2 separate regions of the Mus musculus genome follow, and region 2 is linked to region 1. Evidence: chromatin loops called from intact Hi-C (ENCODE). Cell type or tissue: heart. All regions are shown on one strand. Each heading gives the region's core, and the rest is flanking DNA. Links, peaks and the distances in the headings are about the cores only.

Region 1 (15,464 bases), core at 2,872-10,871:
TAAATCAGTGATAGATATGAAGTGATGAATGTGACAACTGTTTGTCAGGTCATTAAACAGAAATGTCACACTGTCCCCCACAGATGTGTGCAGCCCCGCAGCCTTTGAGTCAACAGCAAAAAGTATCTATATGTTCATATGCATATATATGTTTATATATACATGTACATGTAAATAATACCATACATTTATATAGTATATAAATAAATCTATAAAAATAGTAAATAAAACACTATATATAATATATACTTAATACATATATATCATATATATGTATATATACATATATGATTTTAAAGATCCTCTTTTCCCCAGCATTTTGTGTGTGTGAGTGTGTAAGAAACAAATGAGATATACAAAGGAGGTGTCGAGTGAATACCAATTAAATATAAATATAGCTGTTATTTCTAGGACCATTCCCTGTGGGTCCTTGAACGATAGAACCCCTCAGTCCTTCTAGTCTGTGCCCCGACCCACAGAGTGCTCTGAGTGGTTCTCACCACTGATGCTTTTCTTGCAAGGAGATGTTCAACACTGTACTTGTTTTGTTTTGTTTTGTTTTGTTCTGTTTGGTTAGGTTTGGTTTGTTTTCTTTGTCACCTGGGCACAAGTCTGTGTCGTCTGGGAAGGAAACCTTAGCTGAGAAAATGCCTTCGTAAGATTGGCCTGTATAGGAAAGTCTGTGAGGTGTTTTCTTGTGTGCGGTTGATGTGGAAGAGCCCATCTCACCGGGGAGGTGCTGCTCCTGCTCTTGGGTTGTATTAAAAACAAGCTGAGCAAGCCTGGGAATGAAATCAAGTTAGCTGCACTCTCCATGGCTCTGCTTCAGCTCTTACTTTCAAGTTCCTGTTTTGGGTTTTGTAATCTATAAGGGAAATAAACCATGACCTTTTGGTCATAGCATCTAATTTATTCCAGAAATAGGGAGCAAATTGGGACAAATCTTTTCTTCTCTATCTCCCGCTTATTCTAGGAAAATCATCAGAGTGTGGACAAAGACATTCTTCATGCAGCCATGCACCAGGTATCCAGGATGAGGGAGCAGGGGCTAAGGGGTCAGCGGCAGGTGGAGGGCAGCCCAGGGAATTCCCAGATCTGGGGCTGCTGTATGTGGGTTATTTTTATTTTTCCTGTGTCCCCTGTGAGATGTTGCCCAGAAATGAGGCAGACAAAGATAGCATCCATGCCTGTTCATGTTTCTCATTCTTTATCAGTTGGAATTGAAAGCTCTGCAGAAACAAAACAAACTCGGGAGGAACTGATTTAAAAAAGGCCATTATTTCCAATTAAGCAACTGTGTTTCTGAGAACATTACCCCCATGAGTAAACTCCTGTGGGAATCCTCTACCTCTTAGGTTTGATGTAATATTTCTGTCTGCTTATTTATTTCTAAAAATGGGGGCTGGGGGGTAGGGAGAGAGATAATGTGTGTGTGTGTGTGTGCGTGTGTGTGTGTGTGTGTGTGTGTGTGTGTGTAAGAGAGAGAGAGAGAGAGAGAGAGAGAGAGAGAGAGAGAGAGAGAGAGAGGAGAGAATTTCTTCAGAAAATCGAAAATCACTCTGTGCCTCTTCATCTTGTCTTTGTCTCCTGCTCTTAGGCATGTCTTTGCTGTGATGATTTGATAGTAACTTGTCTTCAGGAAAAGCTTTATTTTAGGCTTAAAAAACAAACAAACAAATAAGCAAAAAACCCACGAGGACCATGAGTTCAAGCCAATGAATGGGAACAAACACAAGACTGAGCCTCACCTGAATTATATGGCAAAATCCTGTCTGAAAACAAATAACAGGTTTTACTAGGATATATCATTGTATCATACAAGAAAAAAGTCTGATACAACGTAAAAGTCTTTTTAATTAATTTATTTATTATTATTTATTTATTTATTTATTTATTATTTATTTATTTATTATTTATTTATTTATTTACATCCCAAATGTTGCCCTCGACCTGGTCTCTCCTCCCAGAGTTCCTTACCCCATCCTCTTTGCCTCTGAAAGGGTGCTTTCCCCATCCCAACCCCACCACCTTATATTCAAGCCAGACAAGGCAGTCCTTTGCTACATATGTGCGACAGGCCTCAGAGAACATCCCAGCCCGAGTATACTCTCTGGTTGGTGGCTTAGTCTCTGGGAACTTCCAGAGGTCCGAGTTAGTTGACACGGTTGGTCTTCCTGTGGGGTTGCCATCCCTTTTAGCTCCTTCAGTCCTTCCCCTAACTCTTTCATGAATCCCAAGTTGGGCCAGCCAGTCACTGGATGGCCTTTCCTTCAATCTCTGCTGTTTTTGTCCCCTCATTTCTTTCAGACAGGAATAATTCTGGGTGAAAAATTTGGAAGGTGGGGTGGTGTCCCTATCTCTCCACTGGGGTCCCTGTCTAACTACTGGAGAAGGTCTCTTCATGTTCCATCTTCCCACTGTTGGATACTTCAACTAAGGTCACTCCCAATCAGTCCTGGGAGTCTCTCACATCCCAAGTCTCTGGGACATTCTAATCCTTCCCCCAATCCCTGGCAGCCACATATTTCCATTCATTTTCTTGGCACTCTGGGCTTCTCTCCTACGATGCCCACCCACCTTACCCTGCCCCATTTTCCCCTCCATTCCCCTCCCCTTTCTCACCCAGGTCCCTCCCTCCCTGTGAAGGTTTTTAAGAACACAGCCAGCCTCACTGTGGTATGAACTGGGTTCTTAAGACAAAAACAATGGTGGACAGCAGAAATGAAATCAGATCACCCTGGAAATAAACAGCTTGTTTCTCATTTCTGCCAGAAAGGAGTTTTAGAAGACAGCTAATCCTACCTAGCCAGGCTCATTGGATGTGGTGCTCTCTGGAGATGGAGAAACAGAGCACTGCCTGTCCACTGTGGGGAGGGTATCATCTAAAATTAGTAGATGGTAAATGTTAGAAAGAACTCTCCATAATGAGCAGCAACTTCTTTCTTTCACAGATAGAGAATTTACTTCATTGTTCTCTTAAGCAGTGGGGCTTTTAGTTTTTCTACCAACACTCAGTTCCTTTCTCTTCCTCTGCTCAACTTTTTCTTTCATTGATGCATCCAGTATATTTTCCATCAGTAGTAGACTCTGTGAAGTTCCATTTTTTTTCCTTCAATGCATAATTTGCATTTCAGAAAATTCCAGGATGACAGGCCCTCTAACATATTCCCAACTGCTTTTCCACTCATAAGATATTCAGTTAAAGGTCATTAGGAATGTCGCTCTTCATCATGATATATGTTATTAAACAAGCTTTGGGTCTGATCTTATTTTATTTGGGATTTTGCTCCGAGATCAACTGATTGTTGAGCATCAGCTACAACACTTAGGTCGCTTCCCTTGCTTTCAGCGAGGTTTGGATGAGGCAGCATCAGGGTTTTAATTTAGTAAATTAAATATTTCTATCAGTTTATTAAATCCTCATACATAAGGTTCTGCCATTAAAGCTTCATTAATGAGATCAAAGACAGGTATGGAAAAATGACTAAAGATTAAGAGAGCTTCCTGTAGAATATCGAGGACCACAAAGAGATTCCAGCACGCAATTATCAAGGCAGGCCTCCTGCACAAGTGTGCTGAAAATGCGTGGAGCTCAGATGTCTTCTTCTGCTCTCCTCATGAACAATACACAAAATTTAAAGAAAGATAAATGAAGGGAGTTTTGATATTTCACTTTGTAATTCTCTATCTCCATATTTAATATTCTGAGAGTCTTTGGGATTTTCTCTTATTAAATCCTGATCCTGCCTCAGAAATGCCCATAGCCTTTAAATAGACATGGTGTCCATTGGATTGTATTCATTTGAAACTTTTACTTTTCTACGATTTATGTTGTTCAAAGACCACAAAGCATATTGAGACTTTTATTTGAGTGGAAGGTCATTTAAATAGTGAAGTTCTACACTTTTCTTTTTAGTTTGCTTTTGGGTTTTTTTTTGTTGTTGTTGTTTTTGGTTTGTTTGTTTGTTTGCTTGTTTTTTGGTTGGTTTTTTTTTTTTTTTTTTTTTTTGACACAGGCTGATCTCAGGCTGGACTTGAAGTCACTGGGCTGAAGATCACCTTGAACTCTGACCTTCATGCCTCCACTTCCATAATTCTGGGACCACAGGCTGTCCTAGTTTATTCTCTGTTGCTGTGATAAACACGGTGACCAAACACTATGGCCTGGGAAAGAGATGCTGCTGTGCTTAAAATATGTTTTCTCTTTGCATACCCAAAGGTAGTTTCATTTAAAGAAGTAAGTCAAATCCATACAACTGATTAATTATGACCCAAAAGTGTGTGGGTTGTAAATCTCTCCAGAGTTACTAAATTCAACAAGAAAGACCGTGTAGATGTCTGTGAAACCAACTGGGGTGTAATAGTAAATCATTGTGTAGCTGAGGCTGGCCCAGAACCCAGCTGTTCCCCTGCACTCAGCCTCCTCCTGAGTTCTAAGATTACAGTTGTGCACTACCCCGCTTGGTTGAGTATCTTTCAATGCCTTCCACAGTAAATAGGATTGGATGGACACGGTGCAGGGGCGCTGCCGGTGGAGACCAGGTCTATTTCCATCAGAGTTAGACCTGTGGTGGTTTTATTTCAACTAAAGGCTCCCTTTATTAAGACGCCAGGGGAAAGTTCTTCTGTGCCACCACTAGAGGGCAGTATGCTTCCAGGGAAAAAACTGGTTCCTCTTAGCCTCTTGAAGCTTTTCTTGGTCAGTATTCTGTGTGTCCGGAGTCTATTTCACTACAGATCTTCTACCAAACTATTTATTACTACCATAATTGTGCAGCAGCTAGCACTAACAATTGTTTTAGCGAACAAATTCAAAAGTCTAGATTTGAAAGTGTTAAGATTCAGTTTCAATGCATTAACACTATACACAGTGACAAATGTTTATACATTATTTTCACCTGGAACCAAGTGTCAATAGTCTCATAGATTTCAGCAAAGAGCATCTTATCTAGTAGTATAAGGGAATAATTCTCTTCTGAATTCTTTGGAAACTCAGAACATTCTGCGGATCATGATGTTGAAGGTCATTAAGAAAAGATGAAAGATTGAGGGAGCCTGTGGAAGAAAGCTATGAACTTACCATGACCTGTGGATGGTACAGAGTACACAATGTTTTTTCCATATGTTTGCGGTCTGGACCAAATTGCAGGAACTGGTAAGTGGATGCACTTGGAAGGAAGGACATGAAGGCAACACCATGGATGGTGTGTCCAAATCATTTCTGTGGGAAAGGCAAAGGCCTAGGAAGAATATTCTTGTCTCTTTTCACATGACCAAAGATGATAAGACATAACACCAAGTATATTCTTTTGCTGTGATTGTAAAACCTACTCAACACCAGGTACTTCCAAGAAGACTGACCTCTAACCTTCAGGTCCCCCTCACAAATTGGAGACGAAAAGCCACCTTGTGTCTTGATTGCTTTAATAATACAAATGAGAAGTGCTTTGATCGCTCTACTCCTGAACCCAAATGTGTGGCATCCCCTGGTGTCCCCACATGGATCTCTGGTATTTTCTTCAGTCCACTTGGCCTCACTAACCAGGGTGGGTTAGCAATAGATACTCCCATCTATTGTCCTCCCAGCTTTGGTCTAATTCTGATCTTTGCCCAGCTTCATTTTTTAACATCCATTGGTGTTCTGCTCTTCGTATTAATAATGACGAATGAAGTGATTTAATAACGTTCATTCTTATCTTATTCTAAAACTAGGAATATGTTTTCTCTTGCTAGAACTATGATGTTAATTCAAACTTCAGAGTTTTGTTCATTTGCTTGCTGTTTATTTCATGTCAAAGCTTGATTGTATTTGGGAAATCTACTCCTAGTTTATTAAGCTTTATTACGACAGGGTATAAAGTACTCATCAAATGCTTCGCTATGTCAATTGCAAAGTTTATTTTCCCTCACATCTTTTTAAAGTATTTATACATCTTTAATACAAATTGTTCTTATCGTACTATGCTTTCTATATTTTTCCAGACTTTATTTTCTTTGAGGTTGAAATTTGCCTGGTTTATCTTTGGGGAAAAAAAAAAGAGAAGAAATAGGCTGCATGGTCTTGTGTTCAGCGCATTGTATGCTGAAAATACATGGTGAAAAGCTATGACTTAGTATCGTGGCAGTCAGCAAATGAGACAAAGAAATCTAGACATAAACACTACAGAGAGGCAGGACTGTAGTTGTACTGCTGCTACTGTGTTTGTGTGAGAGGAGACGCACACTGCCTACAGTTCTTCTGAGTGACAGATGTCTTAGCAACCTTTCAATTGCTGTGACAAAAACACCTTGACCAAGGTTACTTATAAAAAGAAGCATTTAATTTGGCTCCTGGTTTGGGAGGGTTAGAGTCCATGACCATTGTGGTGAGGAGGATAGCAGCATGCAGGCAGACAAGGTCCTAAGCAGTAGCTGTGAGCTCACAGCTCAATCCACAAGCACAAGATAGAGAACTAACTGGGAATGGCATGGGCTTTTGAAAACGCAAAGCCCACTCTCAATGACACAACCTCCTCTAACAAGGTCACACCTTCTGGTGTCTCTGAAACAGTTCCACCAGCAGAGGACCAAGTATTCAAATGAGCCCTTGGGGGCCATTCTCATTCAAACCATCACAGCAGGAGAGCAGCTAGGGACAAGCAACTCAGAGTAGCTACCTGCTATCCTCTGGGAGGCCATTCAACACACTTTCCAACTGCACCTTGCTGGCTGTCTCTTCACATATGATATTGTTCTCATCAGTGCAGTATGTATAATAAACATTGACCCTGTCTATATATCCGCAGTACTTCTTATCTATGTCATCTGTGCTTCTTTCAGACCTATAAGAGAAAAAATAAGTACACTTGGAAAGTTGTATTTTGATTATACCCACAGAAGAGAATTTTCAAAATAACATTGGTTGTGTGATCTACTGTCTAAGTTAAATTTCAGTTGATGATGGGTAAGAATATGTGATGGGAAAAACTATTTTTTTGATTTCCCACCTCTGGAATATTTTCTGTCATTTGATTCCAGACGTAGCCTCTCTTCCTGTGGCTGATAGGAATTAGAATAATGTCATAAACCCAGTTTAGAAAACTTCAACTCTCTGGATGGTCCTTCCTTCTGTCTCAGCTCTGAACTTTGTCTCTGTAACTCCTTCCATGGGTATTTTGTTCCCCATTCTAAGAAGGGGCAAAGTTTCCACACTTTGGTCTTCCTTCTTCTTGAGTTGCATGTGTTTTGCAAATTGGGTATTCTAAGTTTCTGGGCAAATATCCACTTACCAATGAGTGAACTAAAAAGAGAAGTGGACACATGCCACCATCCCTGACTCAGAAGCTATCTCCAATTGATGATCACTTGCAAATGAAAATTACAGTTTTTTCCTAAGGAAGTCTCACTGGGGAATCTATTCTTTGAAGGGTAGGCTGCATGCCCATCAGTAGATGATCAACAGAAGTGAACTTAATGGCATCTTTAAAAGTTTCTTTCCTCATAAAAGTCATACCTTAGCTTTTCTTTTCTTTCTCTGTGTGTTTATCTTTTTCGTTTTTATTTTATTTACATTTTAAATGTTTCTCTCTAACCTAAGTCGTGTGTGTGTGTGTGTGTGTGTGCATGTGTGTGAAAAAAAAAAGAAGAAGAAGAAAGAAAACCTCAAGTCTGCACTGTCTCTCATGTGATAGTTCCCAATAGCAATATCTCAGGCAGCCCTACTAACTAGTAGCCTGAAATATGGGGTAAGTGATGATAAATGCATATCTATAAGTTGAACATATTGTCGTTCTGATAAACATGACATTGACTCTTAGACTGATAAAAGTCATCAAATAAGTTCATCAGTTCATATGAGGAGCAGAAGAAGCCTGGAGTGTGGGAAGGTTTGAGTGGGTATGTTGTTGCCATGAGCTGGCCATGTTAAGGACCACTGCCTCAGACCCTCAGACAAAGCCTTCCTCTGGTCTGTGTGCTGATGTTGATGACATATGCAGAAAATTTTCACCATGACATCCTCCCCCTGGATATTTGTGGCCTGAAGATCACTCCCCTTCAGAGGCTGCTCCTACTGAAACTGCCTCCTTGTTTAGCTGCATACAATAATCCCTGGCTCCTTGTTTATCTACCTGAAACACCCCACCACCTCATCCAACAGTATATAATAAACAGAGTGAATTTCTGAGGGGCCTCAGCTTTTCCATCTGACAGCCTAGACTTTCTATCTATCTAGGTGCTTATCTTTTCTTCCTTCTCTTGCAATCCTAGTCAGGTCTACCCCTAAGACTGTGCAAGAGTGTACCAAGCTAAATTTTCAAAAATGAGATTTCCAGGGAGCTGGAGAAATGGCTCTATGGTTAAGATGGAAATTCCAGAGGATCTGAGTTTAGCTCCTAGTTTATATTAGGTGGCTCACAATCACTTATAAATCCAGCTCTAGGCTATACAATGCTTCTGGCCTCCATAGATACCTAAAATCATGTGTGAATACTCATATAAAGAAACATACACACAGACACATAATTAGAATTAAAGTAAATGTTGAAAAAAATGAGATTTTTCCATTATGTCAAAGTAAACATCACCCTCTTCCAGAAAAAACCAAATAACACTAATAATAACAACAAAATTATATACACACAGAGCACTATACAACATACCATTCACACATACACACACAAAAAAACACACACCATACCATATATATGTGTGTGTGTGTGTGTGTATATATATATATATACACAAAACCCACACATCACAGGCATATCACACACACAAAATACCACATACCACACATATCAATCACATACACACACATAACACCACACATCACATGCATCACACATACACCCCCTCCCACACACACGCAAAACAAACCACCCCACACATACACATAAACACACACACATGCAACCCCACACACACACACCCATGTGTCACATGAATGACGATCTTACACTTATTATTTAAGGATTGTTTGACAATGTCAAACATCTACTGCTCTTAATGCCTTATCTTCTCTTTTGTTGTGATTTCTAATGTATGTTTATTCTTCTTTATAAAGATTAAGACTCCCCTAGTCTTCCCTCCTAATTCACATCTTGATGCTGGCTGTACTGCTTCCCTGCAAATGGGACCTTTGAGACTTCCATCCATCTCTCCTCGATGTGGAATTATCCCCATTCCTGTCATTGCATTGCCTTTCTGACCCACACTCCTACACTTATTTCTAGCTGAGTGGAAGAACAACATGAAACAGAAGCTAGTGTTTGTGGCATGACCTACAGTGGTGAGCATGCAGAAGTCACTGTGCTTAGCCTCCGCATGGTAGAATTTCAGCAGGGTGGCCTTGGATGACTTCCTATTTGATGCATCCTGATCTAACAGAACTAACAAGCTTGAAATGCAACATGATAGTAGTGTTCTTGCCTAGCCAATATAAGATCTAGGGAGATGACTCAGTGGTTAAAGTGCACACTGCTCTTGCACAGAAGTCAAGTTTAGTTCCTAGCTCACAGCCCATAACTACCTACAAGTCCTGTGCAAGGTCTCAGACACCCTGTTACAGCTTCTGTGAGCACTGACTCTTCTGCACCTCATGACAAAAGTGGGGCCTGAATCAATATCTGGCAGACTGAGAATTTCTTTTTCCAGTCTCATATTGGGTTTCCCAAATTTCAAAGAAAATAAATATAGTGGGATTTTATCTGCAAATAAAACCGTCATTTATTCTCATTTAAAAAGCTTAACAGAGCTGGCAAGATGGCTCAGTGGGTAAGGGCACTGACTGCTCTTTTGAAGGTCCTGAGTTCAAATCCCAGCAACCACATGGTGGCTCACAACCACCCGTAATGAGATCTGACGCTCTCTTTTGGTGTGTCTGAAGTCAGCTACAGTGTACTTATGTATAATAATAAATAAATCTTTGGGCAGGAGCGAGCAGGGACTGAGTGAGTGGAGTTGACGGAAGTGAGCAGAGGTCCTAAAAATTCAATTCCCAACAACAACATGAAGGCTCACAACCATCTGTACAGCTACAGTGTACTCACATACATAAAATAAATAAATAACTAAAGAAAGAAATCTTTAAAAAAGAAAGCTGAACAAATACAATGTGCAATTCCAGTTGTAGCAGTATATTTATAAATACCTTCTTAAATATGCTTATAAAATCATATATAGCCATGGGTGCAGCCTATGTGTACTAAGTTCATATAATTCTTGATGCTATAATGTCTGTCCATTGAGTCTTCGATCACTAGACTCAACAGTCTCCACTTCAGGACTGTGGAGATGGTTCAATCAGCCAAGTCCTTCCCTAGCAAGCACAGGACTTGAGTTCAATCCCCAGAACCCATGAATAAAATCTGATCTTGGTAACACACACTGATAATCCTAGTGTTAGGAAGACACAGACACGCAGATCACCGGCGCTCCCTGAAACCTACACTGTTGGAGAGTTCCAGGCAAGTGACAGATTCTGCCTCAAGAAAGAGAGAGTAGAGAACATCTAAAAAATAACACCAGAATTTGTCCTCTGATTTCCACCAGAAGCACTAGAGATAGATAGATAGATAGATAGATAGATAGATAGATAGATGATAGATGATAGATGATAGATAGATAGATAGATAGATAGATAGATAGATAGATATAGATAGATGATAGATAGATATAGATAGATGATAGATAGATAGATAGATAGATAGATAGATAGATAGATCATAACATACGCATACCCACATACCACATGTGCATCACATATAAGTGCACCATTCATACATGTACTACACACACACAAACATACATGCATGCACTCTCAACACAAACTTATACATATAGCTCAAAGATGACTAATTTAAAGTTGTCAATCTTTTATTCACTTTTGAATTCCAGAATATCGTGCAATATTAAGTACTTAAAGGTATCTAGTGAATGGTTTTTGCTCCACTCTTCTTAACCGTAAGCAGTAATTAAAAAAAAAAAAAAAAGTTCCTGTAATTTGGTTACTGTAGGTTGTTGGAGATTTGCCAAAATAATGGCAGGGTTTGTGTGGCAACTCTCTACATAATCAAATGTAGGTTTCCCAGAAGTCTGATGGGGCAGTTGCCTTTAAAAAAGTGGTGTCTACTGAAGCTGCTGTTAATGGCAATCTACCAAGCTCCTGAAGAAATTGTCTCCATTCAAGATTAACCATAAAAATTCAACAAGACCAAAGACTTACTCTTCAGAGAGGAACATCTTCTCACTTAGTGGATATTGTGTGCGATCTTTTCTGGGCAACAATGCAAGCCAAAAATAGCGTAGCTTCTTGTACTTTATAAATTCCTACAGAAACAGAAATAGCCTTTTTAACAAGTTGTCTCTTACATCTGTACACTATATGAGAGCTTTGGAGTAGCATTACCACTTTTCAATGTCATTTAGAAGGGTTGCCCTGTCCAGCCTTGATGTGAGACTATGTGCCTGGATTTATAGATTATAGCTTCTTATTCTGTATTTGGTTAGTGACTCTGAGAGTCCTGCTCTTCTCTGAGGGGAGGTGGAGATGAGGTGGCTCTGGGGGAAAGGGGAGATGTAGAGGGAGAGACTGGGGAGAGGAAAGGGAGGGGAAGCTGCACTCAGGATGATATATATATATATATATATATATATATATATATATATATATATATATACAGGATGATATATGATATATATACATATATATACATATATTCAAAATAAAAGGGATAGATAAATAGATAATAGATATGATATATAGATCATGGTTGATTGATAGATGATAGATAGATAGATAGATAGATAGATAGATAGATAGATAGATAGACAGACAGATAGACAGATAGACAGATAGACAGATAGATAGTGTTTCTTAAGATATCAGTGTTCCAGGAGACAACTTCGTGAACAGAACACCAATGGCTCAGGCACTACAATTAACAATTAATAAAAGAGGCCTTGTGAAATTGAAAACTTCTGTAAGACAAAGATCACCATCAATAGGACAAAATGGCAGTCTACAGAATGGGAAATGATTTTCAGAAACTCTGCTTCTGACTTAGGACTTAGTCTTAAAATATATAAAGAACTCAAGAAACTAGATGTCAACTAACCAAATAATCCAATTAAAAATGGGGTACAGATCTAAATAGAGAATTCTCAACAGATGAATCCCAAATGGCTGAGAAACACTTGAAGAGATGTTCAACATCTTTAGCCACCAGAGAAATGCAAATCAAAATGACTCTGAGATTCCATCTTACACCTGGCAGAATGACTAAGGTAAAAAAACGTAAGCATGTGTGACGGCTCATGCTGGTAAGATATGAAACAGAATCAGACTACTCCATTGCTGATGGGAACACAAACTGGTACAGCTACTTTGGGAATCAATGTGGTAGTTTCTCAGAAAACTGGGAATAGATTTGCCAAGACCCAGGTATACCACCCACTGTTAGACAAATACTCTCAGGATGTTCCACCATACCACAAAGATACTTGTTCAACTATGTCCATAGCCGCTTTATTCATAATAGCCAAAAACTAGAAACGACTTAGATGTGACTCAACCAAACACTGGGTAAAGAAAATGTGGTACATTTACACAATGGAGTATTAATCAGCTGTTAAAAAAAATAACATGGAATTTGCAGGCAAATGGATGCAACTAGGAAAAAAGATCATCTTGAGTGAGGTAACTCAGAACTAGAAAGACAAATATGGTATGTACTAACTAGTAAGTGGATATTAACTATAAAGTAAAGGGTAATTATTCTGCAATCCACAGACCCAAGCAGGCTATGTTACAAGAAAGGATTAAGGGGGATGCATGAATCTCCCTAAGAAGTGGAAATAGAATAGATATTGTGTGTGTCCTAGGGGCAGATGTGGACGCTCACAGGAGGAATCAGGTTGGTAGAGGATGAAAAGAAAGGGTATTAGAAGAGACAAGTGTAGCTTGGGGTTAGGGAGGCAATTTGGGGGCAAGGTAGACACCTAGTGTAGTGGAAACTCCCAGGAATCTATTAGGATGACTCCAGCTAAGACTTTTATGAAACAGAGATACAAAGCCTGAAATGGCAATCTCCTTTAACCAGGCTTGACTTCTAGTGGATGGATTGGGACACCAACCCAGCCACAAAACCTTTGACCTACAATTAATCCTGCCAGCATGATGTGTTGGGGGTAAAGGTAGCCCAGAAATTATGGGAGTGTCCATCCAATGACTGGTCCAGCTTGAGACCCATACCCCGACAGGAAGCCTACCCCTGTCACAGTCTGTAGGACCATAAACCAGAGGACAGATGGCTCAGAGACTTAGGATAGAACCAAACATGCACAGAAGAAAAAAAAAAGTAAAACTATCCCTAATGATGCTCTCCTATACTCATAGATAGGAGCCTGGCTTCTGGTATAATCAACGTTAGAGAGGCTCTATCCAAGTAACTGAAGAAAGGAGATGCAGAGAGCTACAGTCAAACACTAGGTGTAATTCAGGGAATCCTGAGTAAGAAGGGAGAAAGGATTGTAAGAGCCAGAGGTATCAAGGACACCACAAGGAAACCCACAGAATCAACAAACCTGGACTCACAGAGGCTCACTGAGACTGGATCAACAATCAAAGAGCCTGCATGGGTTTAACCTCGGTCCTCTGCCTATGTTATAATTGTGTAGTTTTGTGGTTTTGTAGGATTCCTAATAAGAAGTGGGGCTGTCTCTGACTCTGTTGCCTGCTCTGGGGACTCTTTTCCTCCTACTCCTACTTTTCCTCCTACCGGTTGCCTCAACCAGCCTTAGTATGAGGAGAGGGGTCTAGTTTTATGGCAACTTCATATTGCGTGTTAGGTTTATATCCCTGGGAGCCATGCCTTATTGTGAAGGGTAACAGAGGAGGGTTAGAGGGATGGGCTGAGTGGAGAGGAGAGAAAATTAGGGTGGGGGTGTAACATATGAGAGAACAAGTTAATAATAAAAAGATGTTCCACAGTGTTTCACAGCATATTTCCCTGCCTAGCAGAAAGAAAGAAGGGCCTGCTGTGTAGAGGCAGGAAGAATGATACAGAAGCTTCAGTGCCCAGAGGCTAATGCAATCAAAGAGCTGTGTTACAGCAGGATATCCTGTAACAGTTCAAGCAATAAAAACCACCACCTGAGCTGGTCAGAACCATGGCTGACCCTGGTCATTTCAAATAGTCATTTATTTCATTGTTATGTTCTGATCAGCCTTGCAAAAACTACAGTTCTTCCTTGCATCTGACACCATAACACACCCAACCTGTCTGGGTCAGAACAAACAGAAAGGGTAGATCCTGGTCAAATCCTAGTTCATTCCAGAATCTTTTTTCAGTAAAATTCTCACAAGGCAATTATTTATTTTAATATATATAAGTACTCTGTCTTCACACACACACACCAGAAAAAGGAATTGGGTCTCAGTGTGGATGATCGTGAGCCACCATGTAGTTGCTGAGAATTGAACTCGGGACTTCTGGAAGAGCAGCCATTGTTCTTAACTTCTTAGTGATCTCTCCAGCTCTACTTTTGCTTTCTAATAAAATCTTTCAACTTTTTGCATTCTGTGTCTGAATTCTTTGCAAAGAACTTTGCAACAATGGGTTGAAGTCTCTGAGATCTCTTCAGCCTTCACCGCTGATGACGAAGAGAATTTACTGATTCATTGAATAACATTAGTATAGAGTCAGTGAAAACTTAATTTTCTGGTTTAAATATTTGGCAACTGAATATTCACTCTGGGGCAAAGGAAGTGGTTAGTGGTTGCAAACCAGACTTAACAGAAAAAGATGAACACAGTGCCATAGTGTCAGAGAAAAATAGTGACTACAGAGCCCAGAGACCACCCAGAATTTTTGGCCAAAGTAACATAGGGGTAGGGGAGGTTAAGTCAGTTATTTTTTTAAGTAAATAATTGTGAATAATCACTTGAGAAAAGTCAGTGAGACAGAATAATCTATTTTATAGGAGAATTCCTTTCTCCTATAAAAGATGACATGTTTCTCATGGTAGAGAAGACGAGCCATTAAGGTGATATTTTTACTCCACAATAAATGGCTACAGTCTAGGATCAGCAGATCACACTGATAATTCTAGCCCTTGGAAGGCTGAGGCAGGAGGATTGCTGTGAATTGGAGTTTAGCTGGGGATACTGAGTGAGACTCATCTCAAAGAAAAATAATAAAGGATTACTACGTGAAAGATCAGAACTACTGACTAATACGTGAAATACAAAGACATTATTTAGACCAGTGGTTCTCATCCTGTGGGTCACTACTCCACTGGGGGTTGAGTGAACCCTTCACAGGCCTTGCCTGAGACCATCAGAAATATTAGATATTTATAATTCATAACAATAGCAAAATTACAGTTATAAAGTAGCAACAAAAATAATTTTATGGTTGAGAGTCACCACAACTTGAGAAACTGTATTAAAGGGTTACAACATTAGGAAGGTTGAGAACCACTCA
Region 2 (15,464 bases), core at 3,526-11,525, 100 kb after region 1:
GTGAGTCTATACTTATGAGTTCTCTCAAAGCTGGCTAGCAGAAAGCACTCACATATGGCTGAAATGAATGGGTCTTAGCTTGATCTAGTTTATCAGATAAGTTTATCACTTAACTGATTAACTAGATCTGATCTAGTTATCAGATCTTCTGATTGACTTAGAAACATCTCAGACACATAACTGGTCAGTTTTATGATCAGCATGAAATGCATTCCATACTCCCTGAATGACAGCTACAACAATTTTAGAAATATTTAAAATATTAAAATATTTTAGAAATATTTAACTTATACATTATGTAGGGTGACCACATTTACATATACAAGAAAGTGAGCTTTTATATACCATGTATATATGTATATGTATATGTATATGTATATGTATATGTATATGTATATGTATATGTACACACACACACACACACACATATATATATATATATATATGAGTGGACATTTAACTAGAAAAAATGCAGACTTTTCATTCAGATTGGCAGGAAAAACAGTATGCCAACCTATAGATTAATCAAAAAGTGGCCAATAGTTCTGCCTTTTATCTCAAGCCAAAAGACTAACCCCTCTGGATTACTATGACAATCGGCAACTCCCAGAGGCAGCTGGGACATGCTGTGCCACCATGCATGGTACATCTATGTCTTCTACAAATAAATGTTACAATTTGAAGAAATACCCCAAGCCTTCCTTCTTATTGTATTTTTAATTGAAAATTTTTCATCTAGTGTCTTCTGACCACACTTTTCCTTTCTCCACCTCCTACCAGGCCTCCTTATGTATTTTATCCTCTGCTGCCTGAATCAAATTCTTGATCAAATTCTTCTGTGTGGGCATTTATGTTCAAAACATCACTTAGAATTTACAATATTTGTTTCTCCTTTTGGCCCAAATGATATTTTTGAGATTTTTTTTCCCCCACTTCTCTGACACTTTCTGGCATAACGACCAAGACAACACAACCCTTTGTTCATGCCCCATCCTGTCCTGAGTGACACTGGGCACTGGACAGATGGTAGCTGAGGTCTGCTTTCTTCTTCCTTACAAAGGAGCAGAGTGTCCCCTAGACTCGGTTTACCTGTGGAGAGGATTTGGTTTCTTCTGTTACTAAGACAAATGTCCTTTCTGTCCACAGTGGGCAAGTACAATTGCCCAGGCTTGTACGAGAAGTTGGAATCATCTGACCACCATGTTGCTACCTGCAAGAATGAGTGGATTTCATACAAGAGGACATGTTACTTCTTCTCCACCACAACCAAGAGTTGGGCCTTGGCCCAACGCTCTTGTTCTGAAGATGCTGCTACTCTTGCTGTAATTGATTCAGAAAAGGACATGGTAAGATTCACAACTGATCCCACCAAACACTGTTGCTCTATTTACATCTTCTGTGGTCCCACTCTGTTCTAAGTGGAAACTGGGCACCTGTCTCACATGTAGCGAAACTTAGTCGTGGAGGCAGGGAGCACTGTATGAACAATTAAAAAGGTCAAAATGATAGTCTGCTGTATAGTCTCCCAGTGTGGTTTGATTGCTTAGTTTCAGAGACCAACAATTCAGATGAGCTGATGCCATGCACAGCTAGCAACAATCAACTTAGTGATGATGCTCAGTCATGTTTGTAACCTGACTCCATTTTGCTTTAAGACGTTTCTGAAGCGATATTCTGGTGAACTGGAACATTGGATTGGGCTGAAAAATGAAGCTAATCAGACATGGAAATGGGCAAATGGCAAAGAATTTAACAGCTGGTAAGTTGCAAGAAAACTCACTGTCCTCTCTAGGCTGACACTTTTTTTTTAAGACATAGATTCCTTTTCTTCTTTCTTCTTCTTCTTCTTCTTTTTTTTTTTAACATTTCCTTCCTTCTCTTCTTTCTAAGTTCCATTGTTCATGGTGGTTCAGTTCTTCCTCACACAGCTCCCATCACTGCTTTTATGCGTATTATGCTCTTTGGAATTATTGAGAGTCATCCTTTACTGTTAGTAACTCCGTCGCATCACTTAACTTTGTCTTAGCAAAACACTAGTGTGAGCAGTAGTAGCCTTAGTGAGTTTGACACAGACTCAGGACACTTCTCGTGAAGGGCGGTGAAGTAGTTGCTGGGAAAGAATTCCCTGCTTCAATTCCATTTCCCAGTTTTCATCCCTATAGGGACAAAGGGCAATAGTTTAGTGCCTAATAATAAGTATCTGAATCTATGGAAAATTCACACATACCCCCAGCAATAAAGACACTGTCACTACCTATTACTAAGTCAGACTTCACGTTTTGAGGAACATTCTATAAGTTTAGTGTTGATCTTTACACTATGTAAACTCTGAGTTGAATAAATTTCTCACTCTCTTAACATTTCTATAATGTCTGATACAATTATCAGTATTAAAAATCTATATTTCTGAATTAGTCACAGAGTTACATGCTTTTAGTTTCAGCACCCAAAAGGCAGAGGGAGGTGAATTTCTGCAAACCCAAGACTAACCTAGTCTAATAGTGAAACCCTCTTTCAAAAACAAACAAATTGCATTTCTGGTAAAGGGACTTTTGGCATGTGGCCCAATGGCTAGGCTACCAAGGAATACAAGAAAACCACTGATGGTCTAAATAAAATATCAGTATTTGGTGAAATTACCTATGATCATTCCCTAAGCCCCTAAACTGTGCTTTTTGAAGGATCTATGGGGGAAATATGATAATGAATTTTGCTGGAATGCCCATTAAAATCAGAAAAATAGAGCCTTTAGCTTTGCCTACTTTCTCTACCAATAATCCCCTCCCAGTGTTTTCTGTTGCCTCTACACATTAAACCACGGCTACTTGGCTGGATGTCTTGTGTTTTGTGCTTCCTACTCAGGGAGCAAACAGAAAAGGCAGAGGCCCCTGCAAAGTTGACTGTCGTGTAACTGGCTAGAAATGATGGGCTGGAAATAAATCTGAGTGTCTCTATGGCTTGACAGGTTCAACTTGACGGGGTCTGGGAGGTGCGTGTCCGTGAACCACAAAAATGTTACCGCTGTGGACTGTGAGGCAAACTTCCACTGGGTCTGCAGCAAGCCCTCCAGATGACGAGGATACATAGATGTATAAATGACTGTGCCATAGCACCACAGGAAAGTTGTGTAACTGGATACTGCTCTGCAGTTGAATTTTCCACAAAGACTGCACAAACCAACTTTACATCATCCTGGATCAACTCCAGATAGAACTGTGGGACATGAGGAAGAAGATCCAGGAAGATCCCTTGACCAGGAGCTGAAACTGTCACCAACTGACTGCTAATCACATCAAGGATGAGAGGATGGCTATGAAGCCTCATCAACGCACTTTATTTTTTTTTAAACCTAGAATGAATAGAACTGACTAGCTCTAGAGTTACTATTTATTGCCGAATGACTGCTACAGCCAGTGCCTTTACGCATTTGCACTATTTGGAGGGGTTTCAGTGGTAGGAAGAGCTGAATGTAGGTACAGGAAGATTTGACTGATTAATGATTTTCTTAAATTCAAAAAGCATTCACAAATAGAACAATGCTTATGAAACCAAGCTTTGCAGTAACTCCATCTATTTACAGAAACTTTGCCTCATTATTTTGTCAATTGTTCTCCCCCAAAGAATAAGAGTGGCCTTTTCTTTAACTTCCTCCGTGTAGACAGCTAATTTTCAATGGTACATATTTCTTAACCTTTAAAAACCTCTGTAGCGTATTTCAAGGAAGAAAACAAAAGCACAGCATATGAGTAATATTTGTAGAGCAGATTTCAAAGTGCTGGAAAGAAAAGTGCAATACGTGTAGTGGCAGATCTCTGTCAGGACACACCCTGTGGTTTGACCTTGGAATAACTCCAGTCTTGTCACATAACCTGTTTGTGTCTTTCCCAGTCCTTTGTCCAAAATATTTCCCATGTGCAATAAAGTGTTTATATATTTGTTTGTGTTTTAAAACCCACTATAAAGTTTAAGCTGTTTCTATGTATGTGAAAATAAAAGAATAGATAAATGGTTTCCAGCGGTTCTCATTCAAACTGCATTCAAAGTACCGTGTTATAGCATCAAACTGCCTTCCAGGAAGGGGGGTCTCAAAACCTTTAGATTAGTGAAGTTCACAAACCTCACCAGAGAAGAGTCTTTGTGCAGTGGCCAGTGGTCAATGCAAGGTCTCCAAACTAGTCAGAGCATGGAGAATTGGAGGCTGTGAAGTGCACAGCCACAAAATAAGAACTCTCCCCAAAAAGGTGCAGGAAATATCATGGAAGCCAGGGCAGCAAAACTGTAAGATCCAGAGGTCAGGGAGGACTGGGTAAGAAACATCTTCTGGGCTTGAGAGAACCATTGCACTCATGAATTTATAGCCACAAGACCTGCACAGAATCAAGCCAGGCAACATCCCCACAGGATGGAAGAAGAGCAAGGGCATCCTCACTCCTACCTGAGAAGCTATTGACAGTCAATAGCTACTAGGAGAGAAGCAGACAGTTCTTATTCCCAAGTATGTCCCCAGTAATTGACTGTGCTCCAGTGAATGACCCCATATCCATGCATTATGAACAGCATTAATTGGTGAATTAATTGTGAATTAGCAGCATTAATTGGACTCAATGGGATTTATAAAAAGAAAAGGACATGAAGTTTGGAGGAGTTGGAGGACAAGGTGGTGGTGAATATGATTGGAACACTTTGCATACATGTATGAAATTCTCAAAGAATAGCAGCAAGTTATACCATATTGGAAAACAGAGAACAGTAGAACGCCTACTAAAAGTCTTCCACAATGCAAAACCCTAGTCTTATTAACACACATTCATGCCAAAAGGATACACTCATTTTTGCATATATCAGATGCTCTGAATCTCAACATATCCAAGGTTCTGAAAACATTTTGTTCAACTCTGTTCTGAAAACATCTTTCTCACTATATACTTTATTCACACACACTAATTCATGTAGTATATGTGGGTCATGGATGCCTTCAAGGGCTACTCCATCAGGGAAAATCTTTGATCACTCCCAGAATGAATGCTGCAATAACATCCTTTTGTGATGCCTGAATACAAGTGTTTTATATATATATAGTGCTCACCCTTATGATATATAGAAAAGAAACATGGATTTAGAGTTTCTTCTTAATGAAAAATAACATGAAGTTTACTGGCCACTGAGAGTCTCAGTTCCATAGCTACAGAATGAAGCAGGTGGCCTCCTCACTTAAATATTCTATCATTAATAACCACAGCCCCGTCCTGACTCATGTTGAAAAACAGACTTGTGATCTGCATGGTGTGGATGTGTAAGTGGAAACACTGCTGTTGAGAGCCACAGGATGAGAGACAGCTGACCCGAGTCTTACTTCTGCCATCCAGTGGATCATGAGTTAACCTTTAGATTTAATTAGAGATTGAGTTGAAACTAATAAGAAACGTATGCAAAATGACCTTAAAACACCACCAAAAGCTCAGAGTAGTCATGTGATATATCAGCTATTGATAATTTTACATGTGAAACACTATGTCCACAAATTTTTTGTATTGTATAAAGTATTACTTATTCAAAGCATGCCTACTTCTACATAGCATACATAGGTTACATGTAGTAGCATACATTTAGTAGTAGAATTAAAATATCCAGCCACTACCTGATACAAGTGTGTAGAGTTTATATCCACATGTGAAACAGGCAATAAAATAAATTGTTATGTAATGGATGTGACAGAAAATATGTATGTTGCTATCAAAACCCTTTTGAAGTACAGAACTCTTTTTTTCTTTCTTTTTTTTTTAACTATGGTCAAACTTTTGGATAATTTCACAATAAATCTTATAAGCTACACTCACCTTAAGTGACTGCAATAATATAAGCTGAGGAAAACTATCAGTGTTTTGTGTCTTATTTCAATTTTTTCCAGAATAATTTTATTTTCTTCCTTCTCAGCCATAGGAATAAATGGTAGACATGAACTGTCCTTGAAAGGAAAGGTACCACTGAAATGTTAGTATTTAAAGCTTTGTCAATATTGAATCTGTGAAGTTCCCCCATGGCTCATAGCACTTGCTAAGCAACTCTAACCACCAGAGTTCAGTCCCCAGAGCCCAAGGTAGAAGGAGAGAACTGACTTCCAAAAGTTGTCCTCTGACCTCCACACATGAAAAATAAATATTTTGCAACATTAGTATATTAATGTTCTTTTATAAACTGATCCTCCCATTTCATCACTCCAGCTTGAGTATATAACTGAAATGAAAATGAACATGAATCTCTAGGGGTCTTGTGTTGAAAAGGTACAGCTAAAAAGACAGCTGGAGGCAGTGTGATTTAGCTCAGCTTAACTTCTAGAAGCAATTTACCAAAAATATGGAATAGTAAATACATTTTTCTGTGATATGACTACTTTGGAGAAAGAGAAAATTAAAACAAATAATCTTTGATGTGCAAGGTCAATTTCTAGCAGTAAAATTCAGGAAGCACTTAATTCTCCAAATGCAATATAATGTGATTCTGCTACTCAACATTAAGAGATGATAATGAGGGCTAGCAAGATGGCTCCATGCCCCACAGCAAGTGTGTGTGAGCACACATATATCATATACAACATAATAAATAAATTATAATTACCTTAAGTGTAAATACCTTAATCACCTTTTCCAAACACAAAGACAAAACCTTTTCCCCAAATCAGCATATTCTTCATCCGGTAACCAGGAAAACCTGTAGCTTGCTCTCTGTCCCAGAGGAACAATAAAACCACCACAATACTCAAAATCACACACATTTTAGCCTATTTAGGCCTTTCTAATTTGTCATGTCAGGATTTAAACCCAAAATTCCCTTGGAGCCCACATTAGACAGAATATGAGTCTCCTGCAGACTTTATTATACCATCTTTAAAACAATTAATTCACACTTCTATTTTCCTTTCCTTTTCCTCTCCTCTCCTCTCCTCTCCTCTCCTCTCCTCTCCTCTCCTCTCCTCTCCTCTCCTCTCCTCTCCTCTCCTCTCCTCTCCTCTCCTCTCCTCTCCCCTCCCCTCCCCTCCCCTCCCCTCCCCTCCCCTCCCCTCCCCTCTCCTCTCCTCTCCTCTCCTCTCCTCTCCTTTCTATATCTGCTTATAAGAAACAGCTTGTCAAACCAGGATTTAAACCCAAAATTCCCATGGAGTCCACGTTAGATACAATATGAGTATCCTGTAAGATTTATTAGAGTGCTCTCAAACTTGAGCCACAGACATTTATTTAATTAATCTCCATTATAATATCTATCTGTTATGCTCTCTACCTGGAGCCACAGACTTCTATTAAATAATACCTGCTCATAGCAGGTGATTATCACTGCTCTCTCTACTTGGAGTCAGTGACTAATATTCCCTATCTAATTCCGGACATGAAATTTCTCATAACTAATAAGCTCTCTGCCTAGAGCAGCCATCCTGTCTGTTGTGCTCTCTACCAGAAGCTGCAGACATTTATTTAATTAATACCTATTATAATATCTATCTGTTATGCTCTTTACCTAGAGCCACAGACTTCTATTAATTTTGTTGTGGTAAATCTCCAACCCAAATAGGCCCGAGCAATGAAAACACAACACAGTTAAAATGAATATATGCCGTGCACCTAGATTGGGCAGATCTACTGCTACACTACCATCTTCCACATCTATGAGACCCCTTAGAACTTGTGGTTTCTCCAGGCCATGTGCTTCTGCTCTGCTTTTCTTCTTCCTCCTCCTCTTCTGTGTCCTCTTCCTTTTCCAATATTATCTTCTCTCTCTCACTTTCTGTTCCACCTTCCCTTTTATCTGACCAATCATTAGCTCTCCTTTATTTTACAAATTAAGGTGGGAAGCAGGTTTACAGGAAATTACCTGAGTGCTTACCCCCCAGTCCCAAACCTAGGGAACTTTAATGAAGAAAATGTGTATATATGAAATGTTGGGGACCTTCCTGGCAATACAGTTTCCTGGGGAAGGTAGCAATGGGGGTGTTGCCCTTTGAAGTGGCAAAACTTGCAATTACAAAGGCAAAAATAGCTTACTTTTTGGTAATTTTTTTTCTATCATTAACTCTTTGCTAGCTTAAGACCAAAAATTGCCAGCTTCTAGTGATTAACACTGTTTAATTAACAATGTTTAGCAGTGGAGAATTAAGTAAAGGATCTCTTGCTAGGGCTCCTTTCCCTGGTCAGCCAGCCAGGAGTCTCTTGCTGGCCAGACAAGAAGCTCTGAGCTTGTTAACTCTTTGTGGACTACTTAGACAAGAGAAGAAAATAAAATCTTTTACACAGGCAATATGCATAGGTATACACACATTCATATACACATACACACAGACTCACACACACACACAAGCTGGACCCCACCATTTGTCTCATCAACTCCACAAGTGTTCCTGTACCAGTGGCCTCCAATGGCACCAGTTCTTTGAAAAAGGCAGCCAAGGGATATGGAGTCAGTGGAGAGACCGAAGTTTATTTATCTTTGGCAATCCTTCTGTCAATAATTCTTTGCTATTTTAAGGCCAAAAGCCATTGGTTTCTGGTAATAAACACTTTCTGTTAGCATCATAAGATTAGGGGGAAAAAAAGAGAGAGAAAGCTTAATTGTTAGGGTTCCCTTCTATCTCACTCAAAGGAGCCCTTGCTCGCCGGGTGAGAGGCTTGCTAACTCTTTTTGAGCCAGAGAGAGAAGAAAGGAAAGGAAAAGAGTCACTCACACACACACACACACACACACATACTGAGTGAAACAGAAAACAGTTACACCACCTTTCTTTTATTGCTTTCAGCTTCTTATAGCTTTTAGACAAAAAGTAATCTATGTAAGAAAGAATTACCTCATATATAAAATATTAAAAATAAAGGAAAATAATTAAAATCCTTTACACATTTAAATATGCATAGACATACACACATTTACACACACATGTATTTTGGTTAGGCATGGTCATCTGTCTCAATCAACTCCACTAGTATTCACGCATGCTTGCATATTCCTACACATGTATATGTGTACACACACACACACACACACACACACACACACACACATACACACACACACACACACACACCACACACACCACAACTGGATGAATGGACAGATGGATGGGGCAGAGCCTCCCAAGCCAACAACCTTATTTCATACCTTCTTAGACAAAAGTTCTTCAGAAAATTACCTCATATATAAGATGTTACATAAAATGGGAGCTATAGACGGATGTTGATAAGTTCAAAGCAGTACTTCATTTGCAACAGTGTACTTTGCCTTACAGAAACTTTGCAGTTTCCTGAAGTTCCACTTATCAGTTGCTGATCTTGGAACCTGAGCTGTTGGTGTTCTGGAGATGGGAACAACCTAAATGACCTTCAATTGAAGAATAGATAAAGAAAAGGTGGTACATCTACACAATGGACTACTACTATTCAGCTAAGGAAAAAAAAAAAAAAAAGACATCATGAATTTTGCAGGCAAATGGATGGAACTTGAGAATCTTATCCTGAGTGAGGTAACCAGGTCCCAAAAGCACATGCATGGTATGTATCTACTTATAAGTGGATATTAGCCATGAAGTGCAGAGTACTCATGCTACATTCCACAGACTTAAGGAGGCTGGACAGGAAGGAAGGCACAAATGAGGATGCTTAAGTCTCACTTGGAAGGGGGAGTGGAATAGTCATGGAAGGCATATGGAGAGAGGGAACTGGGTGGGAGAGGGGATCAGGAGGGAAGTGGAGAAGTCTAGGGTCAGGGCAAGAGGATGGCTGGATGGCCATGAGAATGAATGGTAATTTGCAACTGATGGGGGGTGGACTAGGTAGGGGGCATTTCCAGGAAGAGACAGAGACTTGTAATAGGGGAGGCACCCAAGAATCAGTGGTGGTGTCCTTAGCTGTGATTCATAGCATTAGGAATATGGAGCCTAGGGAGGCTGCCTCTTGTGGCTAGGCAGGAACCATGGGGGAGCAATAGGGACACCAACCCACCCACAAACTTTTGACCCAACACTTTTCCTATCTACAGGAAATGCAGGAATTGGTGATAGAGCCGAGACTGAGAACAGCCAACCAATAACTGTCCAACTAGAGATCTATCCCACGGGCAATAACCAATCCCTGACACTATTAATGATACTCTGTTGTAATGCAAACAGGAGTCTAGCATGGCTGTCCTCTGAGAGGCTCCACCCAGCAGCTGACTCAGACAGATAGAGATAATATCCACCGCCAGAGGGTAGAGCTTGGGGACTTTTATAGAAGAATAGGAAGAAGGATTGCAGTCTTTGAGGGGATAGTAGTGCCACAGGAAGACAAACAGAGTCAACTAACCTGAACCCTTGGGACTCTCAGAGACTCAACCATCAACCAAAGAATATGCATGGGTTGGACCTAGGCCCCTCGTACATATGTAGCAGAAGTGCAGCTTGGTCTTCAAGTGGGTCCCGAACAAAAGTGAATAAGTAATAGTAATAAATTTAAAATCGATCAAGTTAAACCTCCCAAAAAAACTTTTTTCCTAAAATTACTTGAATCAAATCTTGAATTCTGTAAAACCATTAACTCATCTAAACACCATTAATTCATGAATGTTCATCTTTATATTGGTCTGCAGGAAATTTTCTCAATAAGGTGGGATAATGACCAGGAATTGTTAAGCTGTGTAATGGTGACAGGAAAGGCATATCAGCTTCAAGAAGCAATCCTGACACCTTACCTCTCAGAGCTCACGCATTGTAGGCCATGCCAAAAAAAAAAAAAAAAAAAAAAAAAAAAATGGTGGGCCATCTTCAAGAAAGTTACCTGCTAGCCTTAATCTCTGACAGTGAAAGATTAGGCCTCCTATTCTACGATACGTGTACAAAATATCTTTATATTTTATATACTGTATTTTTCCCAAAGTGATAATTTTCTGTTTCTTAGTAACTTCAAGTGTTGTCAGTCATAAGAATATGTTTAATTTAAACCAACACAAATATAGATCCCTTATATGTAATAATTTCATTATTCAAAGCTCACATGTACTTTCCAGTGACAAATTACCAATATTAAAGAGGAGTTTGTTTTCAACCCAATACAACACCCTTACTGCAGAGCTCTCTAGTGGTGACATAGAGCCACTGCACTTTTATTTTAAGTATGTTTCTATGTGAAACATGATTTATCTGTTGGTGATCATGGCTCAGCAGGTAAAAGTGATGATCTGCCAAGCCTAATGAGTTAAGCTCAATGCCCTAGACCTATTTAGCAGAAGAAACACTATATTTGTGAATAAGAGCCAAATGGTGGAAAGAATCAACTCCTGAAAACTCTCTTCAAACCTCCACACATGCATGCTCACATACACATAAAAGAAAACTAAAACTTTGTTGGTGACTATGGGTCATAATGATATGTGTATGTTTCAAAATTGCAAAGAGGATAAATTTCAAATGTTTTCACCTTAAGTAGAAAGGGCTTTGAAGTGATGGTTTTTTAAGATTACGTTTTTATTTATGCATATTCTAGACACACGAAATCATGCAGCAGATACCCCAGGGTCCTTCCCTTCAGCAACATGATTTCAGTCTGTATATGTGACTGGCATTGTGTGTTCACCCATGATCAGCTAGTTACTTTATGGCATTTCCATGCACATCATATGATAGTAAAGAACATTTATGTGTGTGAAAATGTAAACTACATTGCTGTCAATTAAAAGCAATGGATGTAATGAAATTATCTGTTGCTTGATATTAAATATAAATGTGGCTATGCATGCCACCATAGTAACATATTACCATGGTAATTAAAGGTTGTTTACCTTATACACTACACATACTCATCCTGTGTTATTAGCATATTGTACATTGTCACATAGTACTTTCTTGTGTGGTTAAGAGAGGCTGACAGATATGTGGGTTGGTTTCTGGTGTTTAATATTTCAAATGATGCTTCTGTTGTTGTTCCTGTTCAGTTCCTTAGGGATATGTATATGCTAATTTCTTTTGGTGTTATAGCTGTATTATATGGTCCTAATTTGCTCATTTATAACAGGTAATGCTAAATACATTTCTTACGCGGTTATTTCAATCCACATTCACAGGAGCAGTATATGAGTTCCCATGGCTCAACATGCTTGCTAAATTTGATACTTTTACCTTTTTAAAAATATTGAGTTGATATATACATATATTTGTTGTTCAAATTGTTTACACTTGATTCGTTACAATGGAGGTTGAACACCTTTTGTCCTTCTACTTGGAATTTTTTTATGCTGCACTTTGCCTCTCAATTTTGCAGTTCTACTTCATAGGTTCTACTAAATGGATAACGAATTGATACTGATGGGTTGTCCTGTGGAAAATCAACCAGGAATAACTACCTTCACAGGCTGCAAGTTATAAGATTTGGGGGAGAGAGAGCTGGGGTGGTGGTGGTGGTGGTGGTGGTGGTGGTGGTGGTGGTAGTGATGGTGTGTGTGTGTGTGTGTGTGTGTGTGTGTGCATGCATGCAGTACCCATGGAAGCCAGAAGAGGGCATCATAGCCCCTCAAGCTGTAGTTACTGGTAGCTGTGAGTGGCCCCACTGTGTTATTGGGAACTGAACTCTGGCTCTTCGAAAGATCATGATGTATTCTTAACCACTGAGCCATCTCCTCCACAGGTAACAGTATTTTGTGTTGTCTGACTCTTGAGTGAGCAAGCATACACATGGTCATGTCAGTTTTCCTTGGGACTATCTAAATGGCAAGATCCTTTCTCTATATACCACTATGGGAGATGTATATATCACTGTGTTTTAGAGACTCAGTGCCAATCATTAGAAAAATATCCCAAGGCCAAAGGCCAAAAAGAAACACGAGTTTTCGTATTAAACTTTAAGTGGATTTTAAAATGTTCCAATGAAAAGTTCATTTTTATTTTAATTATGTTTTCTACATGGGCATGTGAAGGCACCCTCCTTAAAATTTATTTTTTAGTTGTTACAATATAAAGAAAACTTAAACAGTGATTTCCAGTTAGTCTTGGAGTTGGTCTTTCATATGGCGATTTTTGTATACTTTTTCTCTAAGACTTATTTTATTACTGTTAAGTGAGTGGGGCTGGAAGATAATTTATTTACACTCATGTGTACAAGTTCCTGCAGAGACCAGAAGAGGGTGTGAAGCCCCTGGAGCTGGTGCTACAAGCAGTTATAAGCTTCTCAATGTGGGTGCTGGGAATAGAACTGGAGTCCTCTGGAAGATTAGTACATACTCTTAACCACTGATCCCTGCTCTCCAGATCATATTTAAATGTTTAAAAGGTAAGAAAATACCCAGTTCAGTAGACTTCATGTTTTCTTAGAATATCTGTTTTTATTTCATTTGCACTGTGTATTGTATAACTACTTAATTTTTTCCTTTTGAGCACTCATCAATAAATCTATTAGAAAGATTTATATACTGTTATTCTTGCAAACATTCTGGAAATTTAAAGGGAAAGAATTGAGACTTAAACAATGTTTGGGCCTTCATCAAGACTCTGACTTGGATTCTGATGCCACCTGTCTTAGTCAGGGTTTCTATTCCTGCACAAACATCATGACCAAGAAGCAAGTTGGGGAGGAAAGGGTTTATTCAGCTTACACTTCCATACTGCTGTTCATCACCAAGGAAGTCAGGACTGGAACTCAAACAGGTCAGGAAGCAGGAGCTGATGCAGAGGCCATGGAGGGATGTTCATTACTGGCTTGCCTCCCCTGGCTTGCTCAGCCTGCTCTCTTATAGAACCAAGACTACCAGCCCAGAGATGGCACCACCCACAAGGGGACCTCCCTCCTTGATCACTAAGAAAATGCCTTACAGCTGGATCTCCTGGAGGCACTTCCCCAACTGAAGCTCCTTTCTCTGTGATAACTTCAAACTGTGTCAAGTTGATACAAAACTAGCCAGTACACCAGCAAACCCCTCTGTCACAGCAATGTCAAACAATCTCATCCACCTGTGTTGATGTTTTTCTTTAACCAGAGCATCCAGGAGGACATCTTGTGGGATATTATCCCCAAAGCAGAGGCAAGTTACAATCCTTTCAGCTTAGATATATGGTGGTAGTAAATAGAAATTCAACTTTAACTCTCATCAAATTGTCCAAGCCTTCTTCTGCTGTTTAGATAAGTAGACCCCTTTCCCTAAAGTCCTCGAGTAAATCCATTAGGAAAGTATACCAGCTACAGATGTAATCAGTGTTGATAAGATAGGCTTACGGTGTGTGAAGTGATAGCTGATAGATCTGCCGAGCCATCATTCTGATGCTTTCTCTTTTTTTCTGTTTTCCTCTGGTGTTCAGGTCAGATGCGCACCGAGACTTTTCTCTCTGGGTTTCCTTCAACCTCTCACGCTGCTCTTATGACCATTGATCACGTGCTGGTTTGTTGGCAACATTTCAGATACATTTTCCAGTTTATGACTGATCTATTTTCCTTTGTCTACTCTGCTAATTTGTCCATTAAGGGTTTGTTCCGTCTGCTTTGTTTCATTGAGGCGGGTTCTTACTATGTAGCCCAGGACTATATAATTGTGTGAGTGTTATTATTATCATATAATTATTTTTTTCTAAGCTTGGCCTCAAACTTAAAATCCTCTTCTCTCAGCCTCCTGAACTCAAGAACTGCAGGTATGTGCCACTATGCCTGGTGAGTTTCTGAATTCAGTGATTATGATTATAGTTTTCAAATTTTCTGGTTAACTTTTGATGGTCTCTCACCAAATGAACAGTTATTTCTTTTATTCCTTAAAATCTATTATAAATCTCTAGTTATAATACACGTAATTATTTAAATTGTTAAAATCCTATGTGATCAAGACTGCTCTTTTTATTTCCTATCAACATGTTGATATTTTGGCTTGTTTCCTGAAGCATTTGGTGATTTTTATTTTTGATTTTAGTTGGCTTCAGTTCATGAAAGATCAATTGTGTTGGGGTAGGGTACTAAGGATTAAATGTAGGGCCGCGGGCATGCTGGGTAAGCACTCTACTCTTCAATGATATCCCAAGCCCAGCCAATGTGATTTCTAACAGAAAAAATGAATGATGCTCTCTCAATCGAAGTAGGATGTATCTTCAGCCACAAGGGGGAAGTAGAAGCTGCTGAACTGAGAACCTGAGGCCTTTCAAAGATGAGCCAGAGGGCGGCAGATTGGCCATAAAGCCTTGAATAAGGCTGCCCCTTCGTTCTCTCCTACATAAGCCATTCCCCTCCTTAACTGAGTACTTTTTTAAATCAGTTTTGATCACTTCAGGGATCAGAAGTCAAGTCAGGGGTTCAGCCAGTTGCCGAGTAAGTCTGTTCCCGGTGTACATTCTGAGCATAACAGGATTCTGAGCACGCATAGTGAGCCGCTGTAACCTGGGGTTAGGAATCGTAGTAGACAGGTTTTCAGAGAGACGTCAGAGCCCAAACTCCATTGCTTGTTGCCAGGAGCTGTTACTCTGGTGAGTGGAACAATGCAAT

Evidence for each region. Peaks named below come from ENCODE experiments on the same cell type or tissue, not always from the same donor. Only the 100,000 strongest peaks of a DNase experiment are listed, where the experiment ranks them.
Region 2: it touches region 1 in a loop (15-fold over the local background); 32 of 42 quality-filtered maps call a loop at or near these places.

What each region holds. Positions count from the first base shown.
Region 1 is chr6:129,355,251-129,370,714 of GRCm38, reverse strand. Clec12a (C-type lectin domain family 12, member a) reads right to left here. Exons shown (of 6, transcript NM_177686.4): 5 at 11,204-11,307; 6 at 5,412-6,821. The coding sequence ends at 6,653. Among named protein-coding and RNA genes, the nearest start is that of Clec12a, 13 kb to the right of the region's middle. In heart, for the core only: a CTCF peak has its summit at 4,636 (motif pointing right); no DNase peak of the experiment used is centred there.
Region 2 is chr6:129,255,871-129,271,334 of GRCm38, reverse strand. It overlaps Cd69 (CD69 antigen), which reads left to right. Exons shown (of 5, transcript NM_001033122.4): 3 at 1,147-1,346; 4 at 1,656-1,759; 5 at 2,966-4,011. The coding sequence ends at 3,074. Among named protein-coding and RNA genes, the nearest start is that of Cd69, 12 kb to the left of the region's middle. In heart, for the core only: a CTCF peak has its summit at 11,091; no DNase peak of the experiment used is centred there.